Linked DNA regions of Mus musculus: region 2 is linked to region 1. A link is a contact called in ENCODE POLR2A ChIA-PET data. All regions are on one chromosome and are shown on one strand. The core of a region is the stretch at or near the end of the contact, and the rest is flanking DNA. Distances in the headings are between cores, read along the strand shown.

Region 1 (2,611 bases), core at 48-2,547:
GCTCCCAAGGTGGGAGAAAGTGGGTCTGCACCTCAGGGATGCGCCTGATGCTGGCTCTTCTGTCAGTTTGGGGCTGGCCAACTGGGCTGCCTTGCCCTGGTCTCTTTTACCCTCTGCTGCCTCACTACAGGTCCACATATTTCACTGTTTCTTTAATAAATGAACCAGGTAACATTTTGTGTTCGGAGTCTTCATTGAAGACGTTGTTCAGGACCCTTCCTAGAAGGATGAGGGCAGTGGTAGTGTGCAGGACTGTTGAATTCTTGGCTCAATGGTTCCCTCCGTGTTTGTACCCTCTTTAGCAGGGCCTGGAGGAAGACTTCTGGGGGATGGGGAATGAGGCACACAAGAAGAAGGTGCTGTGGACGGGGTTGTCAGGGACATGTGGTGGCCATGTGGCAGGACCCTGGAGTCCTGGCGCCACTTCTCCTGCCTGTGAGGCCCTCTGTGGCTTCCTTCCCCCCTCCCAGCTGCTTGGGGGAAGGGAGGTCTAAGCAGGCCTGGGGGGCCCTCCAGAGCCAGAAGGGGGACAAGGCGCTATCCATCCTCTCTTGCATATCCTGGAGGCCTGTCAGCAGCTGGGGCCCATCTTCTAAAGCTTGACTTCTTCTGACCCGCCTCCCACACCCCTTGCTGCTTTCACAACAAAGAAAGAATGTGGGGGTGGTGGCGCTGGGGGTGGAGGGTGCCTGGAACAAGGGCTGCGTTGGGCCTCCCCACAGCTGGAGATTTGGCCATGCCCTGACACAGCCCAGACTGCTTGGAGATGGACTTGGGATGTATGTCTGTTTAATAGCTCTCGCTGGGGGTTGGAGCCCAGGGTTTCTACCTTGGGTTCAGATTTGTCCAGTGTCACGCACGCCCCTCCCCCTCCCTGGCTACATCTGTTCCACCGGGCACCACAGCTGTGCCCTCCTTGTCTTCTGAGACATCCTGGCTATGTCCTCCTTGCCTTCTTCTGAGACACCCTGCTGGTCTGTCTCATGCAGCACTTTGGGTTGCTTAACTCCAGCAACTTGGAGAATTCTGGGCAAACTATTGCTCCAGATCTCCAGGTAGGTTCAGAGGGCCTAACGGAGTTCTGAGAGTCACTTTGGTTCTCTTGCGTCCCAGTGGATAGATTAGGCGGTGGGAACAACACCCAGGTCTCCGGCACTCCCCTAAGACGGCCACTGCTGCTCCCCCCCCCCCCCATCATTCCCCAGATCCTTCTTTCTATTGCCAGCTCCTCCCCTCGACGGCGGGGAAGGGGGCGTCAGGGGGCGGGGCGCCGTGCAGGCGGAGAGGAGGGGGCGTCGGGGGCGTGGCTTGGCTGCGGCGGCGGCGCGCTCGAGGGCTTGGATGTACGGGGCGCGCGCGGCTCCAGCTCCGGACGCCTCGGGCTCGGGCTGTAGCTGCTGCGGCGGCCCCCGCGCTCCGGTCCGCGCGCCCGCTCGCCGTGTGCCTTGAACCTCGCTGCTCGTCTGCAGCCCGCCAGGATGGGAGCCCGCCCGCTGACTCTGCTCAGAGCCCTGCTTCTGCCGCTGCTGGCCGGTGAGTCCCCCGAGAACCGGGAGGATCCGAGCTGTGCTTTGAGAAGCGCGGGAGTCCCGGGGGCTGGAAGGGCCCTGGAGAGGTGGGCTGGGCAGTTGGGGAGGTGGAGAGGCTCGCTAGGGGCTCGAGGATCCTGGGTTGGCGACGCCCCCTACGCGGTGGCGACACGGTGCACTGGGGCGCGGGGACGCGTTTGCTGTGAGTTCTCTCCGCCCGATCCGAGAGTTTGCTCGAGCGTTGCCCGGAGTCGCTGGCTCCCAAGCTCTGCTAAGATCTCCCTTTTGGAGAAGCAGTGCCCTCCCATCCCGTGAAAAGGTGCGGACGCGGACACCCAGGAATGCCCCGGGCCTTGGAGCCCAGATGAGGGGGATAGGCCTGGCTCCCGATCCCGTCCGAGCTGACATGGGGCGCGCCTGGCGCGGAGCTTTGTTACCTATGCCGGCCCGACGCGCCCGGGTCCCTCCCTGCAAGTTCCGGGGCAAAGCTGGAACCCCAGATGGCCCTGCGGGTGAGGGCAGGTTAGACTGAGAAGTGCCTAATCTTCTCCTCCAACTAGGCCTTGAGCCTACTCGGTGCCAGGGTCGTATCCCTGGAGCGGAGGGTCCCAGGCTGTAGTGGTGACTAATGAGTGAAGGCCGCTGCCAAAATCGGGCATGGCCGGCTTGCCAAGGTGCGGACGGGCTTTGCTTTGCTGTTTCCTGGATTTCCATCCTGTCCGTGTGTCCGTGTTCTCGGAGGAAAGGATTGTCTCTCTTCCTAAGGGCAGAAAGGCAAAGAGAGAGATAGAACGAGAGAGAGAGAGAGAGAGAGAGAGAGAGAGAGAGAGAGAGAGAGAGAGAGCGCCCAACTCTGGCTTTTCGTGAAGGGTCTCTCTACTTTGGTGAGGGTGTGGCCCCCCCGCCCCCCCCCCCCATCTCCAGGGCAAACAAGGGGCACCCTGTCCCGCAGACTTTTATTTCCTGGCTGATCACACCTGAGAGTCGGTCACAACTAAGGTGTTGTAAGTGACTTAACCGGAAATCGCCAAGCCACCCATATACCCAGTCTGCTGGTCCAAATGACTCCCTCCTTACCTTCC
Region 2 (2,611 bases), core at 31-2,530, 260 kb before region 1:
TTCTTCACGCTGTCATACTCAAAGGGAGGCAGGGGAAGGCCAAACCAGCAAAAGTCTGTTACACTGCTATGAATTTAATAGGACTCACAGGAGGGGAGTTTCAACAATTTCTAACCCCTATCACCGCAAACATAAGACAATATCAGGTAAACCGAATGGGACATCACACTGAGTGTGGCCAGTGCTCAATCCCACTGGATGTCTCTCTCCTCTTCAGGAAGAATACTCCAGTTTGGGGAGGCCACGTTTCGGGCCAGCCAGTTGAAATCATCAACCTGGTCCCAGTTATTTTTGCTCCTATCTAAACCGGAGTCCTGGAAGTCCTTGTCGATCCCCGGGTAGCTCCAGGTGTAAGGGGCAAACTGGATGCCGCTGCAGTCCTCCACGATAGCCCTGCTGGTCACTTGCAAGAAGACGCGCGTGTCTTTGGTAGTGTGCACACGGAGCTGCTGGCAAGCCACAGCCAGGACGCAATCTCGACAATCCTCCAGAAACACAGAGGTGGTCACTGGGCCGCAGAGCACCTTGCAGCCGCGGGCCTTCGCAAGCCGCAAGGTGTTGGGATTGCCACACAGTTTGACAGTGCAGTTGGTCAGGTCGCTCAAAAGGACGTCGCGCTGGTGCAGCTCTTCAGCTCTCTTCTCCAGGTCTTGGGACTCCAGGTTGGAGAAGCCACAGGCCCAGCTGGCCCCGGGAGCTCCCTCCTCCTCCTTGGTCACCGGTGGAGAAGGGGCCGCCGAGGCGACGGGTGCGGCGTCTACCTGGGCGGTCCCCGCAGCATCCTTCTTCCGTGCCTTGAAGGCGAAGCGCTTCTTGGGCTGCAACTCCTGGCGACGTTCCGTTAGGACAGCCTGCAGCTGCGCCAACGCCGCCTGGCCCTGCCGCAGGTCGTAGGCGGCGAGGAAGAGCACCGAGTCGTTCAGGAGCTTCCGCAGGCCCTGGAGCCGGTTGGCCGCCTCTTCCAGCCGCTCCGCCGACGCCTCGCCCCGCAGCAGCTCCTCGACCGCTGCGCGCTCCCGGGCGAAGGCGGCGGCGAAGAAGCCGCTCTTCTCCTCCTCCACCTCCTGGTCCTGCCGCTTCTGCTTGCGTCTCTCCACCTCTATCTGCCTCTCCTGTTCGCGCCTCTGAAGTCGCTCGGGCACCAGGCTCAGGTCCCGCGGGGAGCCAGCGGCAGCGTCGGCCAGAGCCATGGAGCAGTCCACACCCTCCATCTTGACTCCAGGCTTCCTCCCCCGCCGCCTTGCCTCCGAGCGCTCGCTCTCCGCGCGAGGCCTCCCACCAACGCGCGCTGTGATTGGCCAGCTGCGGTGACGTCAGCTCCCTCCATATTCTCCTCGCCTATTGGTTTCTTCGCGTTGGAGGGGCGGGAAGGAGGGCGGGGCCGGCTGACAGGAGGGGGTGGGGAGACAAAGGTCCTGGTGGATGGGTGGGGTGGGAGGCAGTCGGGTGAAGCTTTTTTTTTTTTTTTTTTTTTCTTCTTAAAGGGGCAGGACTTATATCCGGGATTGTGGGGTGAGTTGCAGCAGCGGCAGCTGCACATGTGGGTTTGTTTATAAGAACAAGGTTAGAAACTCGCAGGCCTCCCCCTCCCCCCAGCTCCTCCCTGCTACCCCCTTACAGGCCGGAGATCTGCTGCAGGGTGGTGGGGAGGAATCTGTGCTTGTGGTGTTGTGGGGGACAGGTAGTGCGAGAAAGATGGAGGGGGGGGTTATTGCACCTCCCGGACCGCGTCGGAGGAAGCTGCAGCTGGAACAGCTGGCCAGGGAACCGCTTGCATGCCTCTGGGTTTTTTTCTTTCTTTCTCTCTCTCTCTTTTTTTTTCCCTTTCCCTTTTCCCTTCCATCACCTCTTTGCTCAGCCGGTCCCTGCCGCCCCGGTAACCCTCATCCTTCCTGCCCTCCCCCATCCACTGCAGCTCGGCGCGGCCTGGGGGCGTCTGGGTCCCCGTGGGCAGTTACTGGGGCGGGAAGAAAGCGCAAATCACCGCTATGGGAAAGACTGGGTTCCTCGCTGGAGCGGGCTCCGGGGTTCCTGGGGGAGTCTAAAAACAGATTATTTTTTTTAATGGCCAATTGCTGCAGTCGGAGGGGGGGCGGGGGAGGATGACATGCCACCCCCACCGTCTTGCTCCCTGACGCGGTGGCAGCCACTCCCTGCGCAGCTGGCAACCGCTGGCCGCGCGGGGCTAAGACCCTCAGCCGGAGCGCCTCGCTTCTCCCTATAGGGCCGGCGGTCTTTAGGAAGGCGATGGGGAAACGGTACATTATTTCTAGAGGTGGTGGGAGGGATTTGTCACCGGAAGTGAACGAGCCTAGCCTAAAGTCCAGACCAACCCGAGGTGCGAGTGGGCAGCCAAGACCGTGCAGTCCCTGGCAGAAGCCCAAGGCGGCGGCCGCCGAGGACTCGGGTGGCATCCTCGCGTGCTGCCTTCAGCCACCGTGCCTTCTGGACTCGGTGGCCCATACAGTTCTCGGTTTCAGCCCCATCTCCGCCCTTGTTGCCAACCTCCATTTTTGTTCTTTTAATTGGGATTTTTTTAACTGCCCAAAATACTCATTTGAAAATTTACCAATATGCCTGCGTTTTCCTGCAGATAAAGATGGGAGGAAAC

What was found. ChIA-PET counts read pairs that join two places held with the same protein, here RNA polymerase II (POLR2A).
Region 2: POLR2A ChIA-PET joins it to region 1 with 10 read pairs in Patski. The contact joins the promoter of Tbcc here to the promoter of Ptk7 in region 1. POLR2A ChIA-PET finds 5 or more read pairs at or near these places in 3 of 5 experiments (Patski and embryonic stem cell).

Annotation. Positions count from the first base shown.
Region 1 is chr17:46,628,190-46,630,800 of GRCm38, reverse strand. It overlaps Ptk7 (PTK7 protein tyrosine kinase 7), which reads left to right and starts at 1,297. Exons shown (of 20, transcript NM_175168.4): 1 at 1,297-1,533. The coding sequence starts at 1,479. Klc4 (kinesin light chain 4) reads left to right here. Exons shown (of 16, transcript NM_001357130.1): 16 at 1-172.
Region 2 is chr17:46,889,290-46,891,900 of GRCm38, reverse strand. Tbcc (tubulin-specific chaperone C) reads right to left here and starts at 1,280. Exons shown (of 1, transcript NM_178385.3): 1 at 1-1,280. The coding sequence starts at 1,211. The coding sequence ends at 186. It also overlaps a transcript of Bicral not described here.